Linked DNA regions of Homo sapiens: region 1 is linked to region 2. The links are chromatin loops, found by intact Hi-C in ENCODE. Cell type or tissue: ascending aorta. All regions are shown on one strand. Each heading gives the region's core, and the rest is flanking DNA. Links, peaks and the distances in the headings are about the cores only.

Evidence for each region. A loop is a pair of places that touch in the nucleus more often than their neighbours do. Peaks named below come from ENCODE experiments on the same cell type or tissue, not always from the same donor. Only the 100,000 strongest peaks of a DNase experiment are listed, where the experiment ranks them.
Region 1: a loop joins it to region 2, with 4 times the contacts of the local background. A loop is called at or near these places in 1 of 110 quality-filtered maps.

What each region holds. Positions count from the first base shown.
Region 1 is chr3:141,705,039-141,714,423 of GRCh38, forward strand. It overlaps the pseudogene LRRC78P and the pseudogene TPT1P3. Among named protein-coding and RNA genes, the nearest start is that of RNF7, 29 kb to the right of the region's middle. In ascending aorta, for the core only: no CTCF peak of the experiment used is centred there; a DNase peak (open chromatin) is centred at 6,053; H3K27ac peaks cover 5,980 bases.
Region 2 is chr3:141,656,487-141,665,871 of GRCh38, forward strand. It overlaps the pseudogene LRRC78P. Among named protein-coding and RNA genes, the nearest start is that of RNF7, 77 kb to the right of the region's middle. RefSeq lists enhancers at 7,246-7,766, 7,767-8,286. In ascending aorta, for the core only: no CTCF peak of the experiment used is centred there; DNase peaks (open chromatin) are centred at 3,455 and 3,835; H3K4me3 peaks cover 2,814 bases; H3K27ac peaks cover 2,074 bases.

The DNA.
Region 1 (9,385 bases), core at 545-8,544, 48 kb after region 2:
ATGCTCAACATCAGTAATGATCAGGGAAATGCAGATCAAAACCACAATGCAATACCACCTTACTCCAGCAAGAATGGTCATAATAAAAAAGTAATAGATGTTTGTGTGGATGCAGTGAACAGGGAACACTCCTACACTGCTGGTGGGAATGTAAATGAGTACAATCACTATGGAAAACAGTGTGAAGATTCCTTAAAGAACTAAAAATAGAACTACCATTTGATCCAGTAATCCCACTACTGGGTATCTACCCAGAGGAAAAGAAGTCATTATACGAAAAAGATGCTTGCACACGCATGTTTATAGCAGCACAATTCGCAATTGCAAAAACGTGGAACCAACCCAAATGCCCATCAATTAATGAAGGGATAAAGAAACTGTGGTGTATATATATGATGGAATATTACTCAGCTATAAAAAGGAATGAATTAATGGCATTCACAGCGACCTGGATGAGATTGGAGACTATTATTCTAAGCGAAGTAACTCAGGAATGGAAAACCAAACATCGTATGTTCTCAATCATAAGTGGGAGCTAAGTATGAGGATGCAAAGGCATAAGAATGACACAATGGGCCGGGCGCGGTGGCTCACACCTGTAATCCCAGCACTTTGGGAGCCTGAGGGGGACGGATCACCTGAGGTTGGGAGTTCAAGACCAGCCTGACCAACATGGAGAAACCCTGTCTCTACTAAAAATACAAAAATTAACTGGGCATGGTGGTGCATGCCTGTAATCCCAGCTACTCAGGAGGCTGAGGCAGGAGAATCACTTGAACCCAGGAGGTAGAGGTTTCAGTAAGCCGAGATCGCACCATTGCACTCCAGCCTGGGCAACAAAAGCAAAACTCCATCTCAAAAAAAAAAAAAAAAAAGAATGACACAATGGACTTTGGAGACTTGGGGGAAAGGCTGGGAAGAGGGTGAGGGATAAAAGACTACAAATAGGGTTCGGTGTATACTGCTCAGGTGATGGGTGCAGCAAAATCTCACATATCACCACTAAATAACTTACTCATGTAACCAAACACCACCTTTTCCCCAATAATCTATGGAAATAAAAAAAATTTTTTTTCAAAGGAAAGACTTAGGTGAGGAAGGACTTAAGTGAGGAAGAAGGGCCTTAATGCACGCCATGAGCCTGCAGGTTTAGGTAGAACAAGAGGATGAGAGGAGGGCGGCCCTTGGCAAGACGGGAGGGTCATAGTAAGGAAGAATTTGCATGTCAGGTGGAAAGTTTGTACTTAACCTAGTAGACATTGGGAGCCATTAAAGTCTTTTGTTTCCCAAGGAATTCTTTGCCTCAAATCCTTTTGTATCTAATATTATACTTATTTTATAGCTTCCTTTCAGGGCAGACTAGTGTCATGCTTTCCAGAGTTTACAAAGCAAATTCAACAACAGCTTTCCACATTTGACAACTGTTTTTGCTATCATAAAGTGTTTGGGGGGTGAGTTTGATCTTTGGCAGAAGAGTTCTACTTGTTTCAAAGTAAAGATTCAGACTGATCTACATCAGCCTCCTGGGTGACAAGTCCACATGGTTTCCATTTGGCTCTAACTGGAAACAGTCAAACGATTTCCATGCCGGCCTCTTTGTGGACAAGAGGCTTTTGGCCTGCTGCTTGGAAAGTTGTCCCCACAATGCCATTGAGGCAAAACCTGCACTAGGAAACCTGTGCCTATTATTATTCCTCTCATTTGGAGTGATAAGAACATTTAGAGCAATACAAGAACTTGACAGCTTTACATTGAGCAACCATTTATAAGTTAATAAAGGAAGCAAAATACCTTCTTTCTATGTTTGCAGGAGTTAAAGATTTTTGTCCAAATCAGTCTTGCCTCAGTGTACCCCTGAAGATGAAGAGTTATTAAAACAAGGGTCCTCAAATTTGAGCAGCCTCAGAGGTACCCAGAGGGCTTGTTAAAACACAGATTGCTGGGCGCCACCCCTCAGGTTCTGAGTAAGTAGGTCTGAGTGAAGCTGGACAGTGTGCATTTCTATCCAGTTCCCAGGGTGCTGATGCTGCTGGTCCGAGGATCACACTTTGAGAATCACTGTTTTGGACTTGAAAAAATCAGACTGTCTGCTCCTGATTTATTTTGCACAATGAAGAAAATCAGAGAGCAGACCGAGGCTCTGAGATGCCTCTTCTCTGCCCTGAAAACCGCAGAACAGACAAGACTCAGTCCCATTTCCATTCTGGCTTCTCTGTCTTCTCCTATACTGTCTTCTATACTTTCTTCTTCTATATTCAGGGAAGCCACCTCTGAGCCCCATGGCTCTCTGTACCATGGGGATACAGGAACTAGGAATCGTGGGCCTGGAAGTTGATCGGTGCTCAAGTGGATGATGTCTGGCTTGGTCTATGCCTAGTCACAAACCTGCGAGGTCCACAAAGAGCCAAAAGATAGCTGAAGATTGGAAGTCACTGTAAGGTTGTCAGGAATAGCCACCCTCAGTTTAGATGGTTTCTCTGAGCCCTATTCAGCCAGTGCTGCCTTGTTGCCTCAAGGCCCCCAAAGTTCTTGAAAGACCCAGTGAGGACTTGGGGTATCCTGTGCCTGTTCATTCCCAGCCCAAGCCCCACAGACAACCTCCAGGGCTGTTTCAATTTTGGAGGATTTAGGACAGGGAGAGCCAGTAAGTGACTTAGGCATGTACATGGGGCAAAAATCCAACCATAAAATGGTATGTCCACAAACTTGGGATTGATCAGAACTTTACTACAGTACCATGCCACCCAAGTGGCAAATACACTTCCCCAAATAAGGCATTGTTGCTTATATCATAGCCACAGTCCACAGAAATACCAGTGGCATTAAGGAATGCAAAGACCAAGTTCAAAAGTCAAGATGTAATCTTCAAAACAGCTTTATTAGTTCCAAAACAGGAAGTTACCAGTTATAATCCTGCAATTATTTTATTTGGGGCTTCATCCTGGGGTGACAGCTAAACAATGGAAACCTTTATAGAAAGGTCCCAAGGCCCAAGGTGTGAATCATCAAACACTACATTTTGCCTTCTTAAGTCCTATAATCAAGCAAACAGTTTATGTTCTGGTTTATAAAACTAGGACTTACACAGGAAATTACACACGTTCCTTTTCGATGGAAAGAAGCTATTTTTAACAACTTGAAAAAATAATTCAACCACTAGGAGAAGGTCTACCAGGGCCTGGCATCCACAGATGAACATTTGAGTAGTGGTTAATCTGATGCCCCCCAGAATGTAGGATGCCCACCTGTTCTGGCGGTCCCAGAAGAGGCCAGCAAGCGAAGGATATGGAGAGCCTTTCTGGGGGATGCTGGTTCCATGAAAATTTACACCTGACCTTTGAGTACTGGCCCATTTAGGAAACAGGGCTCTCCTTGGAAGAAATGAGAAGAGGTTTGTCAGCTGTGTTAGGAGAGGAGGTTCCACGCAGTCAGACCACATGAAAAAAGGCTCACAGGAGGAAGGTGCCTGGCGTATTAGGCATCTGGAGGGGTGACTTTCGCCATAGAGCAGTCATTGGGAAAGAGGCTGGAAATGTGACTGAAGAGGCCAGTGGACCCACGTGACTGAAAGCCATGAATGCTGAGTTCAGGAGTTAGATTTTCTCCTGTGTGCAAAGGGGGAGACATGATGGTTTTGAAGCAGGACAGTAGCATAGTGAGAACAGGATTTTTGAAAAGCATCTTTGGCAGTTTTGCAGAATGTGCTTTAGAGAGAGGAATAGTTAGAGGATAGGAGACTAGTTATGGGCTTTTTTTTTTTTTTAAGTTTAAATGTATTTTATTTTTAGACAACCTATGTGACATGTTTTTTTTTTTTTTCTTAAAAAAACAAGGCCTTCACTCCACATAAATCACAGTCAAAATAAATGAAGGGCCCATTTGTCTTAAGACCTGGTGTTTTGTGGATGGCAAGCAGCAGCCATTTATGATGATAGGTGATATATTCAAAGTAATTGCCAAATCTGTTAATATTTACCCATTTCCAAACCATTGTTAAAGAAAATCATATACGGGGTCACACCATCCTCACGGTAGTTCAGTAGAGCAACCATGCCATCAGGATTCATATTTTCATCAAAAAAGAACTGGTAGTTTTTGAAATTAGCAAGGATGTGCTTGATGTATTCTGCAGTCCTACCATAAAAGGTTTTACTCTTTCTGATCTCTCTTCTTCAAGTTCGCCTTTCATTGATTTCGTGTCGTCTTTAATGTACTTCTTTTTTTTGTTTTCTTCTTGAGATAGGATCTCACTCTGTGGCCCAGGCTGGAGTGCAGTGGTGTGATCATGACTCACTGCAGCCTTGACCTCCTGGCCTCAAGCAATCCACCCACCTCAGCCTCCCAAGTAGTTGGGACCATAGATGTGACCACCATGGCCAGCTAATTTTTTTTTTGTACAGACCGGGTCTCTTCACGTTGCTCACACTGGTCTCAAACTGGTAGGCTTAAATGATCCTCTCACCTCAGCCTCCCAAAGTGCTGGAATTACAGGCGTGAACCACCTTGCCCCGCTGATGTACTTGTAGGCATCCTTTGTGAAGCTGGTTTCCTGCAAGTGATGGTTCATGACAATATCAACACCAATAGATGACTTTGGGTGCTTTGGATACCTTTGCCCTTGGGGCCTTCAGAGGAGGCATTTCCACCAATGAGCAAGTCATCAGTGTTACCCTCTGTCCTGGTGATTATCTTCTCCTCCACTGTCAGGCACAGTCTATCCACAATCTCCCAGTTCTCATCAATGTCAGAGGGCTTCTCATCGTGTCTGACGAGGTCCGCTGAAGGAAGAGGACAACTGCACTAGCTTAGCAGGATTCTGGAGTGGTGTCGGGAGTCAGGGATGAGAGGGGAGTGGTAGGAAAAGCAGGAAGCTTTTACACTGGTTCAGGCAAGAGAAGATAAAGTGAGGCTGCAGTGATAGAAAGATGGAGTCTCGATATATTTAGAAGGAAGAGAATTGACAGGACCTAGTAGCCAGTTCAAAGAGGGTGGTGAGAAAGATTCTCAAGTCCAGGACACCTGGGGAAGCTTGGCAATTGACCAAAGAGAAAATGAGAGGAAGCACAAGGCTGGGTGGGTCCATACTAGATCTGTGGAGTGGCTGCCAGGGAAGGTGTGCCATTGTCCTCCTGACCCTCAGGGAGACAGTGGTAGAAGGAAGGACCCTTGCACATGAAGTTTCTTCACCAGGTTGCTCCCATTTCAGTGTTTCAGTGACGTATGAAAGCCAGAGATAATGCTGGCAAGCGAGGCACTAAAACTGTGTCCTACGTGCCTCTACCACCACTATTTCACAATGCTTCCCAGCCGTCCTCACAATGCTTCTAAGAGATGGGTATTATGATCTCTATTTTGCCAGAGGAAATTTAGATTCAGAGAAGTCAAGTGACTTTCCAAGGAGTTTCATAGCATTTTCCGGAGAGGTTTTAAACCTGGAGATTCCGCACATCTCACTACACCACCCTGCCTCTTGGGCACAACCGGGCATAGCTATGCCACTGCTAAATTCTCCCAGACAGAGGGGATAAATTAAAATGGTCATTGTTAGTGAGCCTGTTTTTGTTTCAAAGTAAAGAAATGTAAGATTAGGTAAAAAAGGGTTACGGTGAATACAGCTGGGGTGTATCAAGTATTACCAAGGCCTGAGCACATACCCACCCTTACTCCAAGGAATTTGTTTTCAACCTAGGGAAAAGAATCCAGTTTTGCTTGAACTTTGGTTAAAGCCCTGGAGCAGGAAGTTCCTGTACTGAGCAATGCCAGCCTTCCTATTATCTAACAGGGCCACCGTAACTCATTAGAGGTCTAAATTCTGGAGAGTGGTTTTGACTAGCATTTTCCAAACTGGTTATTTTTCAGGCAGAGATGACATTGTGACCTCTCTTATCATCAGCTGGAGGGAGACTTTGATTGTTTTTCCCATGGGAGTACACATTAGACCAGGCCAATCACAGGCCTGGAAGTCTCTTCCTCTCCAAGGGCACACGTTTGTGCCACACTGGCTAAGTTAGGGATGTAGACTGGCTAAGATGACGTATTTCCTTGCAAAGCTGAGCAGCTGTAAAGGAATTTAGCTTTTGGCTTTCAGCCTCGGCCCTATTGGTCACCACTGCTTTCTATCATGCCAGAAGGAGACAAAAAGAAATGGATGCCACATGTGATCAGTATCCACATCATTCATCATTCTGGGCAGTCAACTTACGTTTTCAAATGCATTTTTCTCTGTGAAGAGATTTTACAAATAGAAAAATCATATTTCATCTTGTTCACGAGTGGTCTCAAGGCATTATTGCAAACACTGTACTTGGAAAAGCACTGAACAGTGAGATAAAGTTTCCATAACACGATTGCAGTTTACACTCTATTAGTCATTGATTCATTGATTCATTGAACAAACATTTATTAAATACCTACCATGTGCCAGATACTATTCTAGTGTGAATAATGTAGCACTGTTATATCATTCATGACAGCTGTCATTTGCTATCATTCCCATGCCTTACTTAGATGTAAGGATGAATGAGATTTAGACAAGTTAGGCTTACCCCTAATAAAACCAAAAGATGGGCCAGTGTTCATCCCTCCAACTGTGTTCTAAAGGAAAATAAATCCTTCCTATTTCCTTTTTTTTTTTTTTTCAAGACAGAGTCTTGCTCTGTCATCCAGGCTATGCAGTGGTGCAATCTCAGCTCACTGCAACGTTTGCCTCCCGGGTTCAAGCAATTCTCCTGCCTCAGCCTCCCAAGTAGCTGGAACTACAGGCACATGCCCCAACACCCGGCTAATTTTTGCATTTTTAGTAGAGATGGGTTTCACCATGTTGGCCAGGCTGGTCTCAAACTCCTGACCTCAAGTGATCTGCCCTTCTTGGCCTCCCAAAGTGCTGGGATTACAGGCGTGAGCCACCACGCCCAGCCAATCCTGTCTGTTTAATCCAACAACCCAGCAGATTAGATTCATGTCCAAAGAAACCAATCAAATCCTTTTTTTAATAGCATACTTTCTACTCTTTTTCCCCAACCGGCAACCTAGGAAGGCCTGATGTCCAAATTTATCTCCTTTTCCTGAAAAGCAAGTTTTCCCTCCAGGCTTGAAAACTTATGCTTGATTATCCTTGACTCTGTTCTCTTCCTTGCTCTAACCACGCTAGTTAACATTCACTTAATGTCGGCTTCATAAGGGGAGGGATTTTTGTCTCTTTTGTTCTCCGTTGGGTCCCTGGCACCTACACCACTGCCTGACACATAATAGGAGCTCGAAAATATTTGTTAAATGCTGAAGGAATTCAAGTCTTGTCTAGCTCCAGGGTTAGGCTCTCGATGGTGGACATTGTGGACAAAATTAGTGTATAGTTAAATGATCCTTTAAAATTCCGTAATTTGCCCACACATTACAATATCTAGGCATATTATCTCTAAGTCCCACACAGTTTCTTCCCCAGTTTTGGAACAGATCACTTGGTCTTTCTTCAGTTGGATCCAGATGAAGTAGTTGGTTAGTGTTTAGGGGGCACATATAACTCTAAACACTTGTAGGCCCCCAGAAAAAGTTTGAACGTGGGACTGCCAATTCCTATTTCCCATCTCATACTTACTGAGTGGATGAGCCCTCATTATGCCTGTGATTATTTCTTTTCCTCCATTCCCTTCCTGTATTTTTCTTTGCCAAACTCCTAAACTTGAACTGACATAAATTAAATGTGGACCTGATGCTGTTTCCCAGCACTGACAATAGACTCTACAAAAGCTGTGTCGACTGACAAGTGTGAACCAACCCCAGGAACCCTGAGCCCAGTCATGAATTCTACAAAGGCAGGATGGTTCTTTCTCCTTCAGATTTTCTCTTTTAAAGCTCAAAAAGGTAACAGCTTTTCAGGCTCCTTTAAAGGGCTGAATTCCTTCACAAGAACTATCACTTCCCCTAGATCAGTGGGCAACTCATTCATCTTCTTCCAGGAAATTTCTAGATACATCATTTTCCTCTTCAAAGTAAAGGCAACAATCTAAATCTTAGATGGAATTTCCTTTCATGCAGAGTAATTTTGGGCTTCTTGTTCTAAAGAAGGAAGGATGTACTGAGTATAAAACGAGGACTTTAAAAATTATATATACAGTATTTCCTTGACTATACTGCAAATGCATCTACTCACACAAGTCCAGTAAAGTACAAGCTAAAAGAATAAAGTCAGCTTAGCTGGTGACAAACAGGGGAACTATTGTCTAAAAATAATAAAATACTTTGATTTTCTTGTAGGAATCAAGAAGAAAATTGAAGGTCTGATGGAAAGTGGTCCTTGGTTAGTGAAGTTGCATTAGGCAGATAATGGCATAGATGGAAAAGGAAGAGAAGGAGAAAATGGTTTATTGGAATTCATTCAAACTTTAACATGGTAAGTAGCAAGTTAAGAGGCTTTATTTGTTCACCTTTTAAAACTAAGTGCTTGAATTAAATCATGGGGATAATTATTTAACTGCACCTTTTTAGCAGTTTCCGATGAGGTTTTTCAGCTCTGAGAGCCAAGCAGTGACCCATCTTGGTCTTGGTACCTAACGTGGCAAACAGTTGTGTGTGGACCATAAAGCAGTCTCAAAGACCTCACTAGAAGCCCCATTTTAAGAAGTTGGCAACTGAGGAAAAACAGGAAGTATGACCTCCCAATTTTTCTTTCTTAAAGTCAGGATATAATGTAAAATGTAATCAATGTGACCTGAGGAAGAAGGGCGGCCTACTCAGGAGTGAACACTCTTTTGTGTTTGATTACAAAGTTGTCCCAGCCTCCTCAGGCAGAAGGACACAGCTATTCTCAAAAGCTTCTCAAAAACAGGATATTTCCTTACCTTGTTTGTCTTGAGAATCTTAGGCATTTCCCTGTCCAGGCCTACTGAGTCCACATCCCCAGTGGGCCAAGTAGGATTTGCAGCTACTGTAGAAAAAGCTTGCTGGGTGGAAACGACTCCAAGATATATAGTTTCAGGTAGTCGATAGTGACAGCACCATGGGGACAGTCAAGGGCAACAGAACACAGCCAAGGCTTGAGGCTTGAGAGCTTGATGGATGGCTACTTAGTATTATTATTACTACTTTTATTTTTATTTTTGAGACACGGTCTTACTCTGTCGCCCAGGCTGGAGTGCAGTAGTGCAATCTCTGCTCACTGCAACCTCCACCTCCCTAGTTCAAGCAATTCTCCTGCGTCAGCCTCCTGAGTAGCTGGGACTACAGGCGTGCACCACCACACCCAGCTAATTTTTGTATTTTTAGTAGAGACAGAGTTTCACCATGTTGGCCAGGCTGGTCTCAAACTCCTGACCTCAAGTGATCTGCCCACCTCGGCCTCCCAAAGTGCTGAGATTACAGGTGTGAGCCACTGCACCCAGTCTACTTA
Region 2 (9,385 bases), core at 745-8,744:
TGGCATACAATCTCCTGTGTATTCAGTAGCACAACAGCCCCTCTCCACCAAAAGCAAAATTCATCTCAAAGGCCTTTTAAGAGTTCCAGTGATGGATTAGCAGGGAGCAAAGGCACCCGGTGGGGTAGGCTGATATTGATTCTGAGTACCTGATCATGTTTTTAAGAACCAAAGAGATTGTGGCACATCCATCTTTCTCTTCTATGTAAATCAAAAACCAAAACAGCACTGCACTGCAAAATATAAATAATGAAGCCCAACAAAGTACTGATTTTTCCCAAAACTATTTTGCTAGCTTTTTGTTTGTTTGTTTGCTTGCAATATGAAATAGCAAGTTCTTTCCTTCTCATTGCTATTGTTTTGTTTCCAACTTTGCTGGAGCCCTGCACACATACTTGGTTAGCCTCTTAGGTAATTCAGCCCTGGTGAGTCACATCCAAAATTACAACTGTTAAATGAGTTCCAGGCTGCCCCTGCTTTACAAATGCTCAACGTGTGAGAAATCCACATAGTACTGATAGTGACAGGAGTCAGCCAAATGCCTAGGGAGATAGGGGCGGGTCCCCAGTGAAACTCCACCTCCAAGCCAAAGAAAGTTTAAAGCCTGAAAGCCAAGCTACATGTCAAATCCATGGACCAGATTGAGAACCCGTCTTTCCGTTTGGCATGCTTTCCTCTAATTGATCCCCACCCTTCACCTATTTTACATATACCCACACTTCCCTAAGGGTTTTCTACACTGTTGTGTGCACCTTTGAGTGGTATCTTCGCTTTAAACTTTTTTGCATACTCACAAACCAATCAGCACACACTTGCCATTCTGAGTCCATAAAAGCCCTGATTCAGCCACATTGGGAGAGAAACCCACCCAACTGCTGGCATGGGGGACCACCCCCGCATCTCTTCTCTGCTGAGAGCTGTTCTGTGGCTCAATAAAATTCTTCTCCACCCTCCTCACCCTTTGAATTGTCAGTGTATCCTCATTCTTCTTGGATGTGGGACAAGAGCTCGGAAACCACCGAACGCAGGTACAAGCCATAACACAGGTGGGCCAAGTGGGGAGGGTGCCTCCAGCAGCAGGCTGTGGGCAAGTGAGACCTGGGAGGCAGGTGAGGCATTGTTGGCTAAGGAGGTCCCCAGTTGGCAAAGTGGCTGAGAAGAATCCTGTGTCAGTACTGATAAACTGGCAACTATCTCACCACTGCACCTGTCATTGCTGTGGCTCTGGCAGCTACCAGCTGTGGTGGCTCAGGGTGCTAGTTATCTCCCAATATCTGTCTTTCCCTTCTTCTGTAAGTAACAAAAGCTCCCATTTTCAGGTGGGCACATGGCTGCCTATAATAAAGGTTACATTTCCCAGCCTCCTCTGCAGCTAGGTATGATCTTGTATGGTCATGTCCCTAATCTAGGGGGATGTAAGCACAAGTGTCATGTGCAGTTTCTGGAAGATATCCTTAAAGACAGAGAATGTGCCCTTCTTTTTCCAGCTTTCTTTCCTGAATTTGGGACAAAATGGCTGGAGTTCAACAACCATTCTGGGCCATGAGGTAGAAGTCACACACCAAGGATGGAAGAGTAATAAAGTAAAAGTTGCTTTGGTTCTTTATAATCCTGGAGCTTCTGCAGCAGCTCTGGACTGCTCACTCCTGAACTTCATTTACATGAAAGGGAAGTGACTTTCTGTATTGTTTCAGCTGTGTAACTGGGTTTCTGTCACTAGCAGCTGGACCAAATTCTAGTGACATGGTTCCTTTAAGAACTTGCCCACAGTGCATACGAAGGACCCTTCATCTCAGCTCTGATGGGCTGTCTAGCTTCTGCCCCTCACTGTCCCTGTCCTCGGGCTCTGGCCTTCCTGACCATTCCTCTGCTCCCTAAGCATCTGCCCTGAGTCTCAGCGGGTGCCCTGCAGGTGCCCTCTTGCCTACTCTGGAACTCTCCTCCCTCACTGCCCTCCTCTGCTTTTTGTCTTATGAAGGCAGAAATAGTCATGCACAAAATAGGACCCTTTGAGAAAAGCTGTAAGTTCCAGCAGAGAGAGGAAGAGAAGAGGCAAAAATAACAGAGGGGCACAGACTCCTAAGGGCACACTCACTGGAAAGTCATGTTGGACCAAATTCAGGATCCCTCCTGGCCATTCTTGACCCTCCTCACTTCACTGTGAGCCCAGACTTCCTCCCATTAGAGCCAATTGGGTTTAAAACATACGCTTAGAAAACTACAGCCAGCCCTACAGGAATGAAGGGGTTACTTTCCATTTGCAGTTTACTGTGAATTTATTTAATCCAACTGTTATTTTTATTCACTTTTTTCCATTAAACAAGTATGCATTAAGCACCTACTCTATATCCTAAGATAGATATAGATAACTTATGTGCCAGATATGGAGGGCAGAAATCCCACACAACTTTCACTGGACTGAAATCAAGGAGTTGGCAGGGCTGTGTTTCCTTACGGAGGCTTTGGGGAGAATTCTTTCTCCACTTTTCCAGCTTCTAGAGGCTGCCCACCTTCCTTGGCTTGAGTCTCCTTACCTCCCCATTAAAGGCTTCAACAGGTCGCAAAATCCTGCTCATTTCATCTCTCTCTCTCTCTCTCTCTCTCTCTCTCTCTCTCTCTCTCTCTCTCTCCTCTCTCTCTCTCTCTCTCTCTCTCTATCTTCCTTATCTCTCTCTGACCTAACCTAAAAGGTTCTCAATGTCACGTTCTCAGACTCCTGTGATTAGACAGGGCCCACCTGGGTAATCAAGGATAACCATTCACTCCAACCTGCGCCCTGCTTCGAGGTCCATAACTTTAATCCTGTGGAAAGTCGCTTTTGCCATATAAGGTAACATATCCACAAGTTCCCAGGATTACAGCATGCATATCTTTGGGGGATTCTATTCTGCCCACCACATCCTCCCAAGCCTTCCTTTCTACGCCCCCAGACTACTGCCTGAAGCAAGTGGCGCGATCTTGGCTCACTACAACCTCTGCCTCAGGTTCAAACGATTCTCCTACCTCATCCTTCCGAGCAGCTGGGATTACAGGTGCCCGCCACTACGCCCAGCTAATTTTTGTATTTTTAGTAGAGACGGGGTTTCACTATGTTGGCCAGGCTAGTCTGGAACTCCTGACCTCAGGTGATCTGCCCTCCTCGGCCTCCCAAAGTGCTGGGATTACAAACGTGAGCCACCGCGCCCGGCCAGTAAAGCTTTTTAAAATCCTTTTTCCTCCCCATCCAGTCCTGAAAGCTTCAGCTGTTTTGCACCTTTCTCCTTAACATTCCCCAGAAAAACTCCTGTATAGTCCCTGAGCCTCTGCCTTTATCCCTGCGCCCCTTTTCTCCTGGGATTGGGAGGGGGAAGCAGCCGCTCCATGAAGCCCTTCTAGTGGGCAAGAGAGGACCGGGCGGGACGGCGAGAGCGTCCCTGTCGCCTGCAGCTCCTGCTGGGTGATGCGGGGACGCGGCTCCCTGGGAAATCGTGTTAGCGGCTCCAGGGCTGGTCCACGGCGGCCTTGGGAGCGGCGGCAACAGGCTGGAGCGTCCACGCTTCGGAGGCCTCTGTCTCCCCAAGATTCCCCACTGATGAACAGGGACGCCGGTCCGCCTTCCTCAACTTCCCCTGTTCCCTGCCAGGCAGCGTCCCTCGCAGCGACGTTGGCTGCGACAAGTTTGACCTGCAGCGAGGACACCAGGATTTCTCAGTTTCTCCAAATCCAAGCCCGAGCCCGAGCCCGAGTTCCGACCAGTCCTGACACTGCTTCCCGCCGCCACCTGCCTCCTCCTCCAGCTCCCGCTGTCTCCCCGGCGCCGGCGCCCTGGGTGGCCACAGTCCCTCCAGCCTCCGCCCCTCGCCGCAGTCTCCAGGGCGCCGGACGCCACGCGGGCAGCCGGCCCGGGACGCAGGGAGAGTGAGAGCGAGTGAGTGCGGGCGCCCGGCGGGGCGGGCAGGGGCCGGAGGAGGTTGCCCCAGCTCCAGGAGAAATGCTTGATCCCAGGAGCGAGGCTCCCTGGAGACCATGGTGCTCGCAACCCCTATTCTCTCCCCTATGCACCCGCACAGCCCCAGGGCGGGGGCGGGGAAGAGTGCACGCAGCTGGGCTTTTCCCGGCCTCAGGGTGAGCAGCTAGGATTCTCTAGGGAAATATATTAAAAGCACGGGAGCCTTGGAGAGGGAGCGCAAAGCAGCCTCTCCTTGCAGGCCCTCTCCATGTCCCCTGGGACTCCGAGGTGGACCAGGAGCTGTCCAAGCTGGGCGGGCAAGGGACCCAGAGGGGGGCCCTCCACATCCCCTCGGGACAGAGGGCAGGGTCCGGCCACCTCCACTCTCAGCCCCTCCTCCGGCACCCACGCTGTCCCCACACTGTCTCCAGGACACTGGGGAGGGAGAGTCACTTTCAGAAAAGACAAGTAAAACCTAGCACAGGGCGGGACACATATACCTTAGACCTTCAATAAATATTCATTAATGATTCAATCAATGCTGGCTTTGAAGTGCCTAGATATTTGCCAACCTGAGCATTTACTGTATATAAAAATGACATAAATTCTCGTGATAAAACATTAAGTGAAAAACTCAAGATTCAAAAGTGTCTTATTAGAGCATTTGCAGAATCTATGTGGGTAGTTTGTGCATCTGTAAATACTTTAAATGCTGGTGAGGAATAATCCATAATGTGAGCAGTAATACTGTATACTACCTGTCTTAGCTTGGGCTGCCATGACGAAATACCATAGACCGGGTACTTTAAACCACAGAATTTTCTTACAGTTCTGGAGACTGGAAGTCTGAGATCAAGCTGCCGTTGAGGTGGGTTTCATTCAGAGGGCACTCCTCTTGGCCTGCAGTGGGGGGTGTCGCAATTTCTCTGGGTGCTTTTTTTTTTTTTTTTTTTTTGAGAAGGAGTCTTGCTCTGTCGCCCAGTCTGGAGTGCAGTGACGCCATCTCTGCTCACTGCAACCTCCGCCTCCCAGGTCCAAGCGATTCTCCTGCCTCAGGCTCCGGAGTAGCTGGGATTACAGGCACATGCCACCATGCCCAGCTAATTTTTTGTATTTTTAGTAGAGACTGGGGCTACCGTGCCCGGCCATTCTCTGTGTGCTCTTATGGCCCATGTCTTTGTGCCTGAAACAGTCCTGGGAGTCAGGAGACCCAGTTCTGTTTTCAGCTGAAGTAAGTCCCTTCTTTTCCTTCCTTGAGCCCAGAAGATCAAGGTTACAGTGAGCTGTGATTGCACCACTGCACCAAAAAAAGGTTGACCTTGCCCAATAAACAGTTTTCTGTAGCTGCCAAGTCTGGTTGCTCTGTGGCAGCAGACTGGAGTACAGACTTCTGAGAGGACACCTGGGAGATGGCCGTGAGTGGAGGAGGACTGCTAGAGTTAACAGTGATCCTGGTTTGCCTAGTGCTTTTCTGTTTTTAGCATTCAACATCCTGGATTAGACAATCTGTAAAGTCCCAACCAGAACTATGATATTGTGATTTTCCCTTACCCTAGTATCTGAATGTCTCTACATTCCACTGGGTTCATTCCCCTTTCCAGAATGCTTTTCACCCATGATGGGGTCATTTGCTATGTAAAAATAGGATACGAATACAAGTGTGATCTAATTTGAAATTGTAAAATTCTTCCAGCTAATAATTCACATGACATCTAACAGATGTTGTTGGCTTTCTCTTGAAATTTTAAATTATCCTACAGTGCCCTGTAAATCTGTGGCAGTGCCCCGAAGCGCCTCAGTGTAGTATGGGAACCATGGCTTGAAAGTGCAAAGCATTACTAGAGATAAACAGGAATATTACATAATAACAAAAGAGTAGACTCCTCAGGAAGATTTATCAGTTCTAAATGTATAGACACCTAATAACATAGCTTTAAAATATATAAAACAAATGTTGGCAGAATTAATAGCAAAGTTAGACAAATTCACGTTCACTCTCTTAATAACTGGTAGAATATGCATGTGATAAATTCAGTAAAGATAAATGTAGTGGGAAGCCATTGGAGAGATTTAAGTAGAAGAGTCATATGACCTGATTTACATTTCAAAAACTTCACTCTGGCCCATAATCCATTTTACAGATGGGGAAATGGAAACGTGAAGAGGCTTCATAATTTATCTAAGGCTACCCAGTGGGTCAAGTGGTAGAGACAAGACTAAAGTCCAGACCCAGTCATCTCCAAATCCACATTCTTAACCACTATGATATATTACTGTCTGGCAAGAATTGTGTCTGTAAAGGGAACTATGCCATTTAAAAACCAGTATGTTCTTGGTAATTTTTAGTAACCAGTATAAATGTTAATTGCATTCCTTTATAACTAAGTTCCAGTGGGCATTGCCCCTATTTTGAAGAATCTAAAAGAAGGATATGGACCCATGAGTAGGGAAATTGGAAATTGAACAATTCCTTTCAATGGTCTCCATTTTGACTCCTTAGTCCCATTTTAAGATAAATGAAGCACTTCAAGATTTTCAGAGAAGGGTATGCAGCAATATTTTCCTAATATTTTTAGTGGAGGAAGTATGTTCTGCTCCTTAAAAAGACACCTGTATGTTGGGTTTCAGGGCAAGTTACTGTTTTCAGAATCCAAGTGAAATCTAACACTATAAAACAATGCCAAGAGCAAATGAAGGAAAACAAAAATCTAAAGGGGCACCCCTGCCCATCGTTTTGATTCTTCAAAAGTTTCTGAAAACATATGAGAAACACTGTGCGCAGTCTCAGACGTCCGTGTGTCCAGCCATCAAAAGTGACCTGAAAAGCAGCATTGACAGTGACCAGGTGCTCAGGAAGGTGAGTGTATGGTCTTGTTTTCTTATTCTTCTCTGAAATGAACTGGCTAGGGTTTACTCCCAAGCCACATGGGTACTCGGTCCTTGTGTAACCTCCCAAGGGGTTCTTTCTGCCCGCTGCACAAATAAAGACCACAGCATTGTAGTAAAAAAGAGTTTGATTGACACCAGGCCAGCCACGCCATGTAAAAGATGAAGTTATCACTCAAATCAAACTCTCTGAAAATTCAGGATTGAGGTTTTTAAGGGTAATTTGGTGGGTAGGGGGTCACAAGGTGGGGAATGCTGATTTGTCGGGTTGAAGATGAAATCATAGGGAGTTGAAGCTGTCCTCTTGCACTGAGTCAGTTCCTGGGTAGGGTCCACAAGACCAGATGAGCCATCTTACCCATCTGAGTGGCACCAGCTGGTGCTTTGGAACACAGGGTCTGCAAACTGTCTCAAGCACTGATCTCAGGTTTTACAACAGTGACTCCTAAACCATAATTTCTAATCTTGTGGCTAATTTGTTAGTCCTGCAAAGACAGTCTAGTCCCTAGTCAAGAAGGGGATTTGTTTTGGGAAAGGGTTGTTATTGTCTTTGTTTCGAAGTTAATCTATTAACATAAACTAAGTTCCTCCCCAAGTTATTCTGGCCTGTGCCCAGGAATGCGCAAGGACATTTTGAAGGTTAAAAGCAAGAAGGAGTTGGTTAGGTCAGATTTCTTTCACTGCCATAATTTTCTCAGTTATAATTTTTGCAAAGGTGGTTTCACTTGCAAGCCCAGAGCTGGCTGTGTCATCCACTCTGCATTCCTGACTGAGTGGAGTGCAAAGCCCGGCTTGCCTGCTCAGCCCTTCTCCTCCATTCCCCCTTTGACCTACATGGCTGCCCCTCCCATCCCTTCCAGAGGGCCTGTTCTCACACCACTTCCCTGGAAGGGCCACCGGCCCCTCCTCCACATCTGGAAGGCCCAGCTTGAAAGTCAGCACTTTGGTCATCACCGCAGGACCTCTGCTCCCGGCACTCCAGCCACCCCCACTGACCCCTCCAAGTGAGGGCCTCCTTCTCTTGGCTGCCAATGCGTCCCTGCCGTGAGGTCAGACCTGGTCTCGCCCATGCCTCCCCTCCTGAGGCCGGCTCACTTGGAGTGAGACCAGCAATCAGAATTCTGACTCCAAAAGCACTGGGTTTCAGAAAATATTCTGATGTCGTATCTTTTCTAAGATTAAATCTAGGGCTTGGATGTGAGGGGGAAAGAGGAGAGGAGAGGTCAGCATTGAGATGAAATGGGTAACTTGGGAAGTGGGCACCTGACAGATCAGATGGGGGAGCCTGGCACCCCAAACACATCTGGGCCAGGCCCCAACTCTTCACTTTGTACTCTGAACTTCCAGCTCCCCAGCTGGGGCTCCCTCTCTCCCTTCCTTCCCCCAAGCCTCCTTCCACCCAGCACCTCTTCCACTCTGCCATCCCTCATCCGCCTTTCCCAGTCTCTCTAATCCTTACTTTCACAGTGCCTTTGCTGGGGTCCCTGCCATGTCTCCCCGCTCATCCCAATGGAGGACCTTCCCAGAACCAGCCCTTTTGTGGTAAAATTGTTCCTAAGTCATTTTTTTAAAACTCCAGTTCTTATAATCAGCCTCCGCTACTTAATTATAAGGGCTAATCGTAACTTGTTCAAACCAGTCCCTTCAGCAATATTCAATTATTTTTTTCACTGCAATCACTGTCATAAATACAATTAACATCATGACCCCATGTGTAGGTATCAGCATGCATCAGTACCACCATAAAGGCTGTTTATATTGTGTGGGTTGCTTGGGTAGGGTCTCCATTATGATTCTGAATATCATTAAAATAAAAGTCTCATGAGATAATCATTATTATTTTTACTCCATAAGAGGCACTCAGACAATTTCCCTTCTTTTCTATTTTGTTAAAGAAGAAAAAAGAGGCTGGGTGTGGTGGCTCATGTCTATAGTCCCAGAACTTTGGGAGGCTGAGGTGGGAGGGTTGCTTGAGGCCAGGAGTTTGAGACCAGCCTGGGCAACATGGTGAGACTCGTCTCTACAAAAAATTAAAAAATTAGCCAAGTGTGGTGTCACCCACCTGTAGTCCCAGCTGCTTGGGAGGCTGAGGTAGGAGCTTGAGCCTGGGAGCTGGAGGCTGCAGTGAGCTATGATCACCCCACTGTACTCCAGTCTGGGTGACAGAGTGAGACTCTGTAGGAAGAAAGGAAGGAAGGAAGAGAGGAAGGAAGGAAGGAAGGAGAGGGGAGAGGAGGGGGCAAGGAAGGAAGGAAGGAAAGAAGGAAGAAGGAAGGAAAGGAGGGGAGGGAGGGAGGAAGGAAGGAAGGAAAGGAGAGGGAGGGAGGAAGGGAGGGAGGGAGAAAGGAAGGAAGGAAAGAGGAAGAAGGAAGGAAGGAAGGAAAGGAGGGGGAGGGAAGAAGGAAGCAAGGAAGGAGACAATGAAGGAAGGAGGCAAGGAAGGAAGGAAGGAAGGAAAGGAGAGGGAGGGAGGGAGGAAGGGAGGGAGGAAGGGAGGGAGGGAGGAAGGGAGGGAGGGAGGAAGGGAGGGAGGGAGGAAGGGAGGGAGGGAGGAAGGGAGGAAGGGAGGAA